Regions from separate parts of the Homo sapiens genome. Here region 1 is linked to region 2. A link is a loop called in an ENCODE intact Hi-C map of the cell type or tissue named here. Cell type or tissue: ascending aorta. All regions are shown on one strand.

What was found. Peaks named below come from ENCODE experiments on the same cell type or tissue, not always from the same donor. Only the 100,000 strongest peaks of a DNase experiment are listed, where the experiment ranks them.
Region 1: a loop joins it to region 2, with 4 times the contacts of the local background. A loop is called at or near these places in 74 of 110 quality-filtered maps.

Annotation. Positions count from the first base shown.
Region 1 is chr7:98,752,210-98,760,209 of GRCh38, reverse strand. No RefSeq gene overlaps it. Among named protein-coding and RNA genes, the nearest start is that of TMEM130, 110 kb to the left of the region's middle. RefSeq lists a silencer at 4,790-4,839 and enhancers at 5,200-5,727, 5,728-6,258. In ascending aorta, a CTCF peak has its summit at 4,915 (motif pointing left); DNase peaks (open chromatin) are centred at 4,569, 4,900 and 5,910; H3K4me3 peaks cover 776 bases; H3K27ac peaks cover 5,439 bases.
Region 2 is chr7:98,430,349-98,438,348 of GRCh38, reverse strand. No RefSeq gene overlaps it. Among named protein-coding and RNA genes, the nearest start is that of BAIAP2L1, 33 kb to the right of the region's middle. In ascending aorta, a CTCF peak has its summit at 4,876 (motif pointing left); a DNase peak (open chromatin) is centred at 4,858.

The sequences.
Region 1 (8,000 bases), 320 kb before region 2:
ATGTGAGACGCAAAGGCACGACTTCGCATCAGTAACACACGAGTTTCGTTTTACTCCACGCCCGTGCAGAAGCTTGGGAGAGGTGATGCTGTTATTCCTCCTGTCTTACGAACCTCTCTCTTGACCCCCTACCTACTCCAGCCACTGCCCCATATACTGTTTTGCTTTGCAAAAAAACTCCTCCCTGGCTCCAACGCTCTCTTGCCCTCCATCCACTGCACCCCCACTCTTAACCCCTCCATGAAGGCTTTGCCTGCCCTACTCCAAGGAAACTGCCCCCCCACCAAGGCCCCGTGACCTCCAAGGTAGATTCTTTGTCCTCAGCCCATTTGACTTGGAAGCCACATTGGGCACAGTTGCTCTCTCTGTCCTCCCAGGAAAACTTTCTTCCCTCGGTTTCCTGGCCCCTAAATCTGCTTTGCCTCCTAACCTGCCGGCTGGTTTCTCCTGATTCCTCCCAGTCCCCACCAACCTTCTATCTTTAGGCCCCAGGGCTCGGACCCTGGACCTCTTGCTCTTTCTACTCTCCCTCTCGTGGGGAGCTCGTATGGTCTGATGGCATTAAAACCATCAATTCACCAATGACCCCTAAACTGATATCTCCAGGGTAGATTCCCCTTAAGCTGCAGACTTGTACATACAACTGCGTTTTGGACTTCTGCACCTGGATGTCTAGTTAGGTATCTGAAACTTACCATCTCCCAGAATATGAATTTCTGGACCTCCTCCCTGTACCTGCAAACCACCCCAAGGGACCTCTTCATCTAGTTAATAGCAACTCCACTCTTTCAGTTGCTATCCTGGGCCCAATCCTGGGTGATCTCTGATTCATCTCTTCCTCCATATCTAATCCACATGGAATTCATTAAATCTCTCCATATCCAACCCACATGGGAGCCATTAGATCCCTCCATATTTAACCCACATGGGAGAATCAGATCCCACCATATCTAATCTGCACGAGATCCATTAGATCTCCTATATCTAAGCCACATGGAATCGATTAGATCCCACCATGTCTATTCTGTATGGGATCCATTGGATCTCCCCATATCTAATCTGCATGGGACCCATTAGATCCCCTACATCTAACCCACATGTAACCCATTAGATCCCCCATATCTAATCCGCATGGAATCCATTAGATCCACCCATATATCTAACCCACGTGGAATCCATTAGATCCCCCCATACCTAACCCACACGGGATCAATTAGATCCCCCATATCTAACCCACATGGAATCAATTAGATCCCCCATATCTAACCCACATGGGATCCATTAGATCCCCCCATATCTAACCCACATGGAATCCATTAGATCCCCCATATCTAACTCACATGGAATCCATTAGATCCCCCCATATCTAACCCACATGGAATCCATTAGATCCCTCCATATCTATCCCACATGGAATCAATTAGATCCCTCCATATCTAACACACATGGAACCATTAGATCCCATCCATGCATAAATACATAATCCATCTGCAAGTCCCATTGGCTCCACTTTCAAAATGTATCTAGAATCCAACCTCCTGTGCTCCCATCCTCATCCAAGCCACCACCACCTGTCCCCTAGATTGCTGCATTAGCACTCCCTACGTCCACCTCGTCCCCACAATCTAATCACAGGAGAATGGCCCAAGGAAAAGCCTATGGGGGGGTGTCGGGTTCGTGTCTCTCCTTCTCTGTTCAAAACCCTCCAGAGACTCATGTCGCAGAGCAAAGTCCTTTCCAGGACTGGCAGCCCCCACTTCTGAACTCTCTCCTCTGTGCTCAAGCCACTTCTCCTGCTGCTGGTCTCCTTGATGTCTAAACACATAGAGGCATGCTCAGCCTCAGGGCCTTTGCACTGCTGTTCTCTCTGCTGGATGAGGCTCCCAGACACCCATGTGGCTCATTCCCTCATCTCCTACAGGTCTTTGCTCATCTGTCACCTTCTCAACGAGGCCTGCTCTGATCATTCCAACTTGAAATTCAGCCTCCAAGCCCTGTACGCTACCCCTCCTACCTCCATCAGGCTTTTAGTAGCACAATCTTCTAATATACCACATAGTTTACCCTAAATATTATGTTTGAAAGTTATCTCTGGCTAAGTGCGGTGGCTCATGCCTGTAATCCCAGCACTTTGGGAGGCCGAGGCAGGTGGATCACCTGAGGTCAGGAGTTTGAGATCAGCCTGGGCGACATGGCGAAAACCCATCTCTATTAAAAATAGAAAAATTAGTCAGGTGTGGTGACGGATGTCTGTAATCCCAGCTACTTGGGAGGCTGAGGCTGGAGAATCTCTTGAACCCGGAGGCAGAGGTTGCAGTGAGCTGAGCTCGCACCATTGCACTCCAGCCTGGGCAACAAGAGCAAAACTCTGTCTCAAAAAAAAAATAAAAAAATGCCAGGCGCAGTGGCTCACACCTGTAATCCCAGCACTTTGGGAGGCTGAGGGGGGCAGATCATGAGGTCAGGAGATCAAGACCATTCTGGCTAACATGGTGGAAACCTCGTCTCTACTAAAAAATAGAAAAAATTAGCCGGGCGTGGTGGCGGGCACCTGTAGTCCCAGCTGCTCGGGAGGCTGAGGCAGGAGAATGGCGTGAACCTGGGAGGCGGAGCTTGCAGTGAGCCAAGGTCACGCCACTGCACTCCAGCCTGGGCAACGGAGCAAGACTCTGTCTCAAAAAAAAAAAAAAGATAAAAATAAAAAAACCGAAAATTATCTCTTTCCTCCACTAGAATATAAGTTCCATGAAGCCAGGGTTTTTTACTTCTTCTTTTGTTCTTTTACTTTTTTAGAGACAGAGTCTTACTCTGTCACTCAAGCTGGAGTAGAGTGGTGTGATCATAGTTCACAGAAGTTTCAAACTCCTGGGCTCAAGTGATCCTCTCACCTCAGCCTCCTGAGCGGCTGGGACTACAGGCATGCACTACCATGTGTGGCTTTATTTTTAGTAGAGATGGGGGTCTCACTACGTTGCCCAGGCTGGTCTCAAACTCCTGGCCTCAAGTGATCCTCCCACCTCGGCCTCCCAAAGCACTGGGACTTCCCAAAGTGCCATCATGCCTGGATGAGTTTTTATTTCCTTGCTCCCTGCTGTGTCGTTGGTTCCTAGAACAGTGCCTGACACATAGTAGATGCTCAATAAACATGTGCTGAATGAAAAATCCATGCCATGAGGTGTTGGATAGACTTTAGAACCTGTGATGTGGTTCTGTCTCCAGCTCTGCAGGCAGGTGGCCATGCGCTAGTTTTTTACCCTCAGGAGCTTCTGTTTGCCATTATCCACAATGGGCGGAGCTCCAACAGGCATCTGCAGGGAGGTGAGATGAAATGGGCAAACTGTCTAGCACTGTGCTTGCTGTGTGGCAATATCTCTAGAAACGTGGGGGCCATGGCAGTGGCACATGTCTGTAATCCCAATGCTTTGGAAGGCCGAGGCAGGAGGACCGCTTGACCCCAGGAGTTTGAGACCAGCCTGGGCAACATAGTGAGACCCTGTCTCTACAAAAAATTTAAAAAATTTGTCAGACATGGTGGCACATGCCTGTGTCTAATCTGTATGGGATCCATTGGATCCCCACATCAAACCCACATGGAATCCATTACATACCCCCATATCTAATCTGCATGGACAGCTACTCAGGAGGCTGAGGTGGGAGGACAGATCTCTTGAGCCCAGGAGGTTGAAGTTGCAGTGAGCCATGATTGCTCCACTGCACTCCAGCCTGGGTGACACAGCGAGACTCCGTCTCAAAAAAAAAAAGTTTGTAAACTGTGAAGTGCTGGACAGTGACATGTGGATGGTGACCATGCAGGTCCTTATTTTGGGAGAATCTGCTTGGGTCTGGGCAAGTGAGCCAGGATTAAACCTGCTGGGGGAGGGGGAGATACAAGGAATGGAGCCTGGGGTCCAGAGCTAAAGTCAGGTCACCCAGTCCCTGTGCTGTTAGGTGGGTACCTCGGGGACCCCTGCATCCAACATCAGCCTGAACACGCTCCCTTTCTCCCTTATGCCTTGGGTGTTACAAATATCCCTGCCCAGATGAGCACTCCTTCTACCAGGAGTCTGCAGCTGGATTTCTTGGTGAAATTAACAGGAGATTCTGGGATGTTCTGAGAACCCCAACCTGGGTCCTCTGTGGGAGTCAGGGATGCCCGGGGGCTGTGGGATCCGGAGCAGCTCCGTGAGGCATTCCCAGCAGGAGGCCTGATCAGACCCTCAAGTTGGAGAGTAATTAACTTGCTTAATTAAAGCATGCAGGCATAGGGCTCCTGCGGGGACGCGCTGGGGGGCTACGTGACATCCACCCTAGAAAGAGTTTCATGTGCTGTGGGTACGGCACCATCAGGGAGTGGTGGGGAAAACTAATTAAGAAGCAGGTTTGGGGAGCACAGCCCTTGGGAACCATAGCCTGGCAGGAGGGCTGGGGGCCCGGATGCTGGTTGGGGCACATGGGAGGGTGCATGTCCCTGGAATGCCCCAGCCATGTGGGTTTGGGGTTGGAAGGGAGACAGGCAGTGCCTGCTGGGCTCTGTGGTAGGCTCTGTGGAGCTGGCAGGCTGTTTGGCATCTGCTTCATCACATTCTGTTCCTTGAAATGCCAGGGCAGCCCTCCTTCCTCCTGAACTACAGGACAAGGCAGCTGAGCTGACTGTGGGAGGTGGAGAAGGTGCCTGGGTATGCCGGAGCCTCAGGGTGTGAGAGTCACTTCCCTGGACCAGGAGGGTGGCTCCAGAGAGAGCCACACAGCAGCCAGCCCCCCACCCAGCACCGGACTCCTGCCACAGGCCACGTGCCCTGCCGGCTCCACCTTGAGACCTTGGTCCCCGCTCGTCCCTTGGGTGGGGACACTCCCTGTGCTCTGCCTGCCCTTCTGCATCTCCACAGAAGCCCTGACCACTGTCCCATGCTGCCATCTGCTGACCCCCAGGGCCCTTCCCTCAATGCTCTGCACGCCAGGGGCTGGGGGGCGGTGACTTCTCATGCAGATTGTAGCCCCTGGGGATGCACCTGCTGAGGCTGGCTGTCAGTCATTCACTCAGCAACTGTCCTGCATCTGCAGTGTACCCAGCTGTCTTGGGTACTGCAGATGGCAGCGAGGAAAACATTGTTTCTCCTCCTGCAGGAACTCCATCCTCATGGGCTGGGAGGGGCGGGAGAGGGGAAAGGGGAAGGTTGTGTCCGGTAGTGCTATGTGCCACATTAGGGTAGGAAGGTGGCATCAGGAGTGGTCAGGGAAGACCATTCTGTGCGGGGGGGGGGGCGGGGGGGGGCGGGGGGGGGCGCGGTTCATGAGCTGAATTGCATCCCTCCCAATTCATAGGTTCAAGTCTTAACCCCCAGTACTTCAGAATGTGGCTGCATTTGCAGATACAATCCTTAAGGGGATAATTAAGTTTCATTGGGGGTCATCAGGGTGGGCTCTAATCCAACAGGACTGGTGTCATTATAAGAGGTGAGGACATAGACACACATAGAGGGATGACCATATGAGGACACAGAGAAGACGGCTGTCCACAAGCCAAGGACAGACACACAAGTCCTGTTGTATCAATCTTGAATTTCTGGCCTCCAGAATGGTGAGACTAAACATTTCTGTTGTTTAAGCCCCGCAGTTTGTAGGACTTTGTAAGGGCGGCCCCAGGAAACCAACACAGGGATCTCTGAGTACAGGCTCTGGGCAATGGGAGAATGAGCCTGGGGGCTGCCTGGGAAGTGTTCCGGGCTAAGGCCTGAGGTGGGAGCTGCTGGGGTGTTCCGGGACCAGCCAGGAGGTGACTGAGGCTGGAGCTGGAGTCAGGCTGCAGGGAGGGGGGTGGAGGCTGTGACCTGCCTGATGGGTTCCTGGCACCTCAGGATTGCAGGGGCCAGGACCCAAGCAGAGGGATGCAGTCCAGCAAGTGGGTGAGGTGGGCGGGGCTCAGACACCAGACCAAATTGAGGACTACCTAAAACAGGTCCTGGGCGGAAGCCGCTTTCTATAAGACATGCCCATCCCTGTGCCATGTCAGTTTACCGTTGCTATGGCAACACCAGGAAGTTACTGCCCCTTTCCATGGCAACAGTCCTGACAACCAGGAAGTTGCCACCCCTTTCCTAGAAATCTCTGCATAAACTGCCCCTTAATTTGCATATAATTAAAAGTGGCTATAAATAGGGCTGCCGCACTGCCTCTGAGCTGCTGCTCTTGGCACACTGCCTATGGGGTAGCTCTGCTCTGCAATAAATGTTGCTGTCTAGGCTGGGCACGGTGGCTCATGCCTGTAATCCCAGCACTTCTGGGAGGCCGAGGTGGGCAGATCACCTGAGGTCAGGAGTTCCAGACCAGCTTGGCCAACATGGCAAAACCCTGTCTCTACTAAAAATACAAAAAAAAAAAAAAAAAGAAAGAAAGAAAGAAATTAGCTGGGCATGGTGGCATGTGCCTGTAATCCCAACTACTCAAGAGGCTAAGGCAGGAGAATCCCTTGAACCCTGGAGGTGGAGGTTGCAGTGAGCCAAGATCACGCCATTGCACTCCAGCCTGGGCGACAGAGCAAGACTCTATCTCAAAAAATAAAAATAAAAAACCCAAACAACAACAACAACAACAAAAGTTGCTGTCTAATGCCACTGTTTTGCCCTTGAATTCTTCCTAGTCCTAGCCAAGAATGTTGTCAGTCATTTACTCAGTAGCCATCTAGCCCCTGCAGGGCACCTGGCTGTCTTGGGTTCTGTGGACGGTAGGGCTAAGCCCCAACTTTGGGGCTCACCTGCCCTGCATCACAAGGAGAATATTCCCGGGAGACCTCCAGCACGAGGCCACTGCTGCATGCCCCAGGTGACTGTGGGTGGTTGAGGCAGCAGTGGCCCTGCCCATGTGAAGCCAGGTTCTGCCCAGAGTGTGTGCCTGCCTACATGTGCACGGCCTCAGCCTCACAAAATCTACCCGCTCACATTCATGGTGAGCCCTATCCAGTGGAAGAGCTGGGCTCCATGGACAGGGAGCTCCTCGGGGGAGGAGCTATGAGAACACAGGCCCAACGTGGGGTACAGGTTGGAGGATTGGGGAGCTGGGCAGAACAGAGCCTGGTACAGGATGGGGTTAGGCCAGCGGGGCCTACAGACAGGTGCTGGTTTAATCAGACTAAACCCTCTCGAGCTGCTTCCTTCCAGCCACAGACTGTTCTGTGTCCACACTGACCTGAGGCCCGGGTTCACCTTCTGGCCATGGTGGGGAGATGCTGGGCGCACCTAGGTCTGCACGGCTGCTGTCTGTGACCATGCCTTCTGAAAAACCCACCTTGAGAATTGTTAGTCCACACTGCACCTTTTTTTTTTTTTTTTGAGGCAGAGTTTTGCTCTTGTCACCCAGGCTGGAGTGCAGTGGTGCGATCTCGGCTCACTACAACCGTTGCCTTCTGGCTTCAAGCGATTCTCCTGCCTCAGCCTCCTGAGTAGCTGGGATTACAGGCACCCGCCACCACGCCTGGCTAAGTTTTTGTATTTTTGGTAGAGATGGGGTTTCACCATGTTGGCCAGGCTGGTCTCAAATTCCTGACCTCATGTGATCCGCTCGCCTCGGCCTCCCATAGTGCTGGGATTACGGGCTGAGCCACTGCACCACCCGGCCCAAACTGTACCATTTTGTAAGCCCCCTGCCATTTCGCAGACTTTGGTCAAAGTGAAACATCTCACGGGGGTTCGGGCGGTGAGGTGAGAAACAGCCCGCCCAGCTGCCTGACTTGATCACATTCTGTTGGGAAAAAGTCCGAGGAACATCACTATCTCATTCTGTGGGAACAAGGGTCAAACTGCCTCATCATGGGAACGTCTTATAAACATCTTCCCAGGCTGCAAGCCACACTGCCCAGACCCCTCCCGTGCATACCTGTAAGTACCGCAGCCTGTAGGTGATGGTAGGCACTGGCATTAAGCCGGTGCCCCACCTCTGTAGGTCTTATGCTGGACATAAAGCCTGCATTTGCTGTAGAGCCTCCACGCTCTTTCTTTAACCCTCAC
Region 2 (8,000 bases):
GAACCCAGGAGGGAGAGGTTGCAGTGAGCCGAGATGGCACCATTGCACTCCAGCCTGGGCGACAGAGCGAGACAAAAAAAAGTTAAAAGGGACAGAATTTCTAGAAGGTTCTAGAAGGATCCACCGCCTCCACACCCCCGGTCTTCCTCTTCAGCCACTCAAGGCCGCCTGCCCACCTTCAGCACAAAGCTGCCACTTAACATTCATGTCTGCTCCTTTTTAAGGCCAATTCACATCTTGTCTCACTTAGCAGGCATAATTTCCTTTTTGTGACTAAAAATTCCTCTTTTTTTACGAGATTTTTTTCCTCCTTCCTCTCAGCTTGTCATCAGTATTCTGTAAATAGCCCAAGACAGAAAGCAATTAATTCACCTGCAAGAAACAGGGAATTCCTATTCAGAGATTAGACTTTTGCCCTCTTTTTTAACTAGAAAGTTCTATAGAGAGAACCACCTGGGCTTCATTTGTATAAAAATGACAGTGATTTTCCAAATTTCAGATTCATCCCATGAAAAGGTCTGACATTTGTGCCCTGGCTGTGAAAACGAAAGTTCTCACCTGCAAATGGAAGCCTGTCCTGTTTAAACTACAGTCTAATGAGAATGCCACATCCCAGTGGATTTTTCTACACAAAAAGGAGAGAAAACCTCAACTTTCCTCATGAGAGCCTGAGAATACAGCTTTTTCTCTCTAAGCATTTTCCTCCAGTCTAGCTTTTCTTTTTTTCTTTTAGAGTTGGGTGTCTGGCTATGTTGCTCAGGCTGGTCTTGAACACCTGGCCTCAAGTGACCCTCAAGTCCTGGGATTACAGGCATGAGCCACTGCGACCAGATTTTTTTGTTTGTTTTTGAGACAGGGTCTTCTTCTGTTCACCCCGGTTGGAGTGCAGTGGCGCCATCATAGCTCGCTGCAGCCTCGAACTCCTGGGCTCAAGCAATCCTCCCACCTCAGTCTCCCCAAGTGCTGGGACCACAGGTGTAAGCCACCACGCCCAGCCAGGTGTAGCTTAAATGAGAGTCACTCTGCCAAGAAATGGCCTGGCCAGAGCACTGACTCCTCTGCTTCTGAGGAGGTGCAGCCCACCTCTCCTTTCCCAACCGTCCCATACCCAACCCTCCTGTCACCTTCAGCAGGTCATGGGCGGGGCAGGTAGCCCACCAATACCCCAAAAGCCAACTGCATGCATCTCTTCCCAGATGCCCATTCAGTGACACCATGTGGATGGCTTGGAGCCAGTGCGATGGGAGAATTCACGAGGCAGAGTCAGCGGGCCGGGCGCAGTGGCTCAGGCCTATAATCTCAGCACTTTGGGAGGCCAAGGAGGGCAGATCACTTGAGGTCAGAAGTTCAAGACCAGCCTGGCCAACATGGTGAAACCCTGTCTCTACTAAAAATACAAAACCAGCCGAGGTGGTGGGCGCCTGTATTCCCAGTTACTCAGGAGACTGAGGCAGGAGAATCACTTGAACTTGGGAGGTGGAGGTTGCAGTGAACAGGCCACTGCACTCTAGCCTGGGCGACAGAGGGAGACTATCTCAAAAAAAAAAAAAAAAAAAGTCAGCAGAATGCTACAAGTCGCCATTTTTGGAGTGAGAAGCGGGTACGGGTTTACCAGTAGATCACTCTTCTGGGGAAGCTCTTTGGTGCAGACCACAAAGGACCACCTCTAAGGTTCAAGTGATCCTCCTGCCTCAGCCTCCCAAGTAGCTGGAATTACAGGTGCAAGCCACCGCACCCTGCTAATTTTTGTATTTTTGTAGAGATGGGGTCTCATGGTATTGGCCAGGCTGGTCTTGAACTCCTGACCTCAGGTAATCCTCCCACCTCGGCTGTCCAAAGTCCTGGGATTACAGTCATGAGCCACGGCACCTGGCCCCTTGCTAATTTTTAAACTTTTTTGTAGAGATGGAGTCTCACTATGTTGCCCAGGCTGGTCTTGAGCTCTTGGCCTCAAGCAGTCCTCCCGCCTCAGCCTCCCAAAGTGCTGGGATTACAGGCATGAGCCACCATATCCAGCCCCAGAAGGGCAATTATTACACAGTGACAGTGGAAGGAACAGACACAGCCGGTGGGTGGTGGGAAGATAAGAGCATTCACTCTGATGGCTTCTAATAACATTAGAGATGTAAGCTTCAGCTGAGCAGAAGGGAGGGAGGGGAGGAAGCACAGGAAGTTTGAGGAGAGAGACAGGAAGTATGAAATCGCTGTTGCAAACTTCCTGGGGGAATGTAGAGGGGTTGCCGGGCAGCCCATTTGAAGTCTGTGAAATTAAAGTGAAAGCCCAGCCAGGCCGAGCACGGTGGCTCACGCCTGTAATCCCAGCACTATGAGAGGCCGAAGTGGGTGGATCACCTGGGGTCAGTAGTTCGAGACCAGCCTGGCCAACATGGTGAAACCCCATCTCTACTTAAAATATAAAAATTAGCCAGGCGTGGTGGCGGGCACCTGTAATCACAGCTACTCAGGAGGCTGAGGCAGGAGAATGGCTTGAACCCTTAAATGGTTCCCCCCAGCAAGAGTGACATGAACGAGCTGGATCTATTGCATCTGCATCTGGACAGCCAAGCCCCACTGGGAAAGCACACACTCAGCTAAACTTTCACTTTATTTATTCATCTATGTATTCATTGCAGTGAGCCAAGATCGTACCACTGCACTCCAGCCTGGGTGACAAGAGCGAAACTCTGTCTCAAAAAAAAAAGTGAAAGTGCAGCCAGATATTGTGGCTCACACCTGTAATCCCAGCACTTTGGGGGCGTTGAGGTAAGGAGGATTGTTTGAGGCCAGGAGTTCAAGAGCAGCCTGGACAACATGGCAAGACCTCATCTCTACAGAAAATTAGAAAATTAGCTGGGCGCAGTGTGGTGCATGTCTGTGATCCCAGCTCACAGGGAGGCTGAGGTGGGAGGATCGCTTGAGCCCAAGAGGTGGAGGCTGCAATGAGCTCTGCTCACACCACTGAACTCCAGCCTGGGCAACAGAGTGAGACTCTGTCTCTAAAATAAATAAATAAATAAGTAAATGAATAAATAGACGAATAAATAAAGTGATGCTTGACTGTCCAGGTGCAGATGCAAGAGATCCGGCCCATTTGTGTCACCCTTGCTGAGGGGAACAATGTCAGGAGAAATACAAAGGAGTTTTTTTTTTGTTTGTTTGTTTGTTTTGAGACAGAGTCTTCCTCTGTGGCCCAGGTTGGAGTGCAGTGGTGTGATCTCGGCTCACTGCAACCTCCAACCTCCCAAATTCAAGCGAGTCTCCCTCCTCAGATTCCCGAGTAGCTGGGATTACAGGCGTCCGCCACCACACCTGGCTAATTTTTATATTTTCAGTAGAGATGGGGTTTTGCCATGTTGGCCAGGCTGGTCTCGAACTCCTGACCTCAAGTGATCCACCTGCCTCGGCCTCCCAAAGTGCTGCAATTACAGGTGTGAACCACCTCGCCCTGCAGGAGTTGATTTTAATTATGAACCACGATTAAGGAAGGCAATGACCATATAGAGAGTGGCAGTGAGGCGTTGAGGCCAAGCAGAGAGTTCTGGAACGAGAAAGGAGAGGTCAGCCGGGAGCTGTCTGAAGTCTCCTTTCCGGGTGATGAAGGGTCCCAGGTGTGACCGCGGGGAGGGGTAGCTGAGAGGCACATTGGAAAAGCTCACTGGAGCTGCAGCTGTCCTGGTGCCCAGAGAGACTGGGAGTAGCCTGGCCTGTCCACATGGGTGATGAACGCCCTCGGGCACAAGACGGCAAAAAGAATGGAGAACACGGTCAACCAGGAGACCAGGTCCTCAATGGATGAGGAGGTACAAGCGGAAGACCAGCAGACAGCAGTCACCGAGAGGGTCAGCAGGTGACTCTGCTGCCTTTGGAAGAGAAATATCTTGGATGTGACCACAGGAAGCATGGAGGATATGGACCCTACCTTAGCTTCTGTGGTACATGGGGTATAAAAGGAGAAAGAGTCCCTGCACCAGACAGTGCCGGGGGAAGTGGGGTCCTGAGGGACCAGCGTGGTCAGAGGGAGCGGACCCTCCTGCACGAGACTGAGTGGCGGCTCCAGAGCCGATGATGTCATCAGAGGAGCTGGGGCAGGATGGGGGGTGAGGAGGAGGGTCCAGTCACATTAGGCAATGCACAGATCTCGGGGGAGGGCCCATGGCACAGAGGCTCTGTCCTTTGAGGGTGACTGAACCAACAAGGGGAAAGCCAGGCATGATGAAAATAGCCGTGGATGGCCGGGCATGTTGGCTCACGCCTGTAATCCCAGCACTTTGGGAGGCCGAGGCTGGTGGATCACCTGAGGTCAAGAGTTTGAGACCAGCCTGGCCAACATGGGGAAACCCCGTCTCTACTAAAAATACAAAAATTAGCCAGGCATGGTGCCAGGTGCCTGTAATTCCAGCTACTTGGGAGGCTGAGGCAGGAAAATCGCTTGAACCTGGGAGGTGGAGGTTGCAGTGAGCTGAGATCCGGCCACTGCACTCCAGCCTGGGCAACAAGAGCGAAACTCTGTCAGGAAGGGAAGGGAAAGGGAGGGGAGGGGAGGGGAGGGAAGAAAGAAAGAGAGAGTGGAAGAAAAGAAGAAAGGAAGGAGGGAGGGAGGGAGGGAGGGAGGGAAAGAGAAAGAAAAGAGAAAGAAAGGAAAGAAAGAAAGAAAGAGAAAGAAAGAATGAAAGAAAGAAAGAAGGAAAGAAAGAAAGAAAGAAAGAAAGAAAGAAAGAAAGAAAGAAAGAAAGAAAGAAAGAAAGAAAGAAAGAAAGAAAATAACGATGGATGACCTCAGACGGCCACAGGTGACATTTCAAGCCGTGAGTTTGAAGAGTGTGGGTGCTCCAGGCAACTGTGGGGTGACTGCTCCTCCTGGTGGCCATATTTGGCTAAAGCAAGTACAAGTCGAGACACACCTGGTGCCATCTCCTGAAAGCAACAGTAACCACGACAACAAGGCCAGGTGCAGAACCCAGGTCTCCCCTCATTATTGGAACCTGTGGAGAGATCATGAACCTATTCCCCAATAAGTTAATTTTCAGGGGTAAAAAAAAAACCAACAATCTCCCACAGTGTCACTTTTCCCAGGAACATGTGTACATGAATGGCTTAAAAACTGTTGCCTTTGACAGAGAAATGTACCAACCCCCAATTGTAGAATATTTAATTGAGGAAAGATCTCATTAACAGATGTAAGTGTAGAGTCTCAGCTTCAGAATTTCCCTTCAGTGTTTTCTTATAAAAACTTTTGAGGTGTGGGGCTTACACCTGTAATCCTAACACTTTGGGAGGCCGAGGTGGGAGGATCGCTTGAGGACAAGAGTTTGAGACCAGCCTGGGTAATTAGCCAAATGTGGTGGAGCGCACCTGTAGTCCCAGCTTCCTGGGAGGCTGAGAAGGGAGCTTCCCTTGATCCCAGGAGTTCAAGGCTGCAGTGAACTAGGATCACATCGCTGCACTCCAGCCTGGGAGACAGAGAGAGACCCTGTCTCTAAAAAATAAATGAATTATGAGGCATGAGAATGGTATGAACCTGGGAACCAGAGCTTGCAGTGAGCAGAGATCACGCCACTGCACTCCAGCCTGGGCGACAGAGCGAGACTCTGTCTCAAAAAAAAAAAAAAAAGAATTAAAAATTTTTAGGAAATGTTCAAACTTAATGAAAAGTTGAAAGAATTTTGCAGTGAACATCCATATACCCACCCCTGAATTCTACAATTAACATTTCATTATGCTCAGTTTATCATATAATCTATTCAACCATCCATCCCTCAAACCATTCAATTTTGAGGCATTTCAAAATGAATTGTGGCAGTAGCACATTTCACCCCTAAACACTTCAGCACACATATTATAACAAGACTCTCATATTTATTTATAGTCCTTTTTTCTTTAGATATAAAATATGCATATAGGTCAGGCACGGTGGCTCACTCCTGTAATCCCAGCACTTTGGGAGGCCAAGGCGGGTGGATCACTTGAGTTCAGGAATTCGAGATCAGCCCGAGCAATATGGTGAAACCCTGTTTCTACTAAAAATACAAAAATTAGCTGGGCATGGTGGTACACACCTGTAATCCCAGCTACTCAGGAGGCTGAGGTGGGAGAATCACTTGAACCCGGGAGGCAGAGATTGCAGTGAGCCGAGATGGCACCACTACACTCAGAGCGAGACTGTCTCAGAAAAAAAGACAGAAAGCACATAAGTCTCTTCCTTTTTGCTTCGATGTGTTCCTGAAGATCATGTTGCAATATGGATCATATTTTTCCAATGAATAAACTTGCAATCCAGACCAGAGACAGAGCATCATCTAAATCATGGCTTTAAATAATAACATAGCATAAAAGAAAAGAATCAAATATTCTAGGCTAGGCATGGTGGCTCATGTAATCCCAGCACTTTGGGAGGCCAAGGCAGGAGGATCACTTGAGTTCAGGAGTTCAAGACCATCATGGGCAACACAGTGAAACCCCTGTCTCTACAAAAATAAAATTTGTAATGAATATAGTAAAATGTACAAATCTTATGTATACCACTCAATAAATTCTAACAAATGCATGCACCCATATAACCCATATTTCCATCAAGACAGGACATCACCATCATCCCACAACTTCCCCTGTATACCTTCTCAGTCGATCCACTCCCACCTGCCAATCAGGCAACCACCGATCTGATTATTCCTGTTATAAATTAGTTTCAGCCTGTTCTACAACTTAACATAAATTGAATCATAAAGTATGGACTCTGGTGTAGCAGCATCAGAATTCAAAAAGCTACCCAGAGGCCAGGTGCAGTGGCTCACACCTGTAATCCCAGCACTTTGGGAGGCTGAGGCAGACAGATCACTTGAGGTCAGGAGTTCAAGACCAACCTGGCCAACATGGCAAAACCCCGACTCAACTAAAAATACAAAAATTAGCCAGGTATAGTGGCGTGTGCCTGCAGTCCCAGCTACTTGGGAGATTGAGGTGGGAGAATCACCTGAACCCGGGAGGCAGAGGTTGTGGTGAGCTGAGATTGTACCACTGTACTCTAGCCTGGGTAACAAAGTGAGACCCTGTCTCAAAAAAGAAAGAAAAAGAAAAGAAAAAGGTACCCAGGTGATTCTAGGCTGGGAACTTTTGCTCAGACCCAAGCCTGTTCCCAGGTTCCAGGTGACAGCAATTTGGCTCTGGTCTGCGGTCACAGCTAATTGGCTACAGATCTGTGACTAGATCTCAGGTCTCCTTGCTGTTCACCCTCTGTTTACTGTGCAACAACAGGGTTTCTTCTAGAAGAGTAGTTCTCAACGTTAGCACCCATTATATTCTCTGGAGGTCCATACCTCTGGGATAGGGCTCAAGAATCTGCATTTTTGGTCAGGCACAGTGGCTCACACCTGTAATCCCAGCACTTTGGGAGGCCGAGGTGGGAGGATCGCTTGAACCCAGAAGTTCAAGACCAGCCTGGGCAACATGGCGAGACCCCGTCTCTACAAAAAAAATACAAAAATTAGCTGGGCGTGGTAGTGCGCGCCTGGAGTCCCAGCTACTTGGGAAGCTGAGGTAGGAGGATCACTTGAGCCCAGCGGGTGGAGTTTGCAGTGGGCTGAGATTGCACTACTACACTCCAGCCTGGGCAACAGAGCAAGACTCTGTCTCAAAAAATAAAAACGAATTTGCATTTCTAATCAGCTCCCAGGTGATGATGAATCTACAGATTCAGGGTTTGCAGCTGAGAACCACTGTTCTAAAAGCCAGTTATGTAAAATTAGCTGGGCGTGGTGGCGGGCACCTGTAATTCCAGCTACTCGGGAGGCTGAGGCGGGAGAATCACTTAAATTTGGGAGGCAGAGGTTGCAGTGAGCCGAGATCGTGCCTCTACATTCCAGCTTGGGAGACAGAGCAAGACTCTGTCTCAAAAAATAATAATAAATAATAATAATAAAATAAAAGCCAATTGCAATTACTGTTGGATTTCCATTGGAAAGACTGTTGGAAACCAACCTGTCATTTCTTTTTTTTTTCTTTTT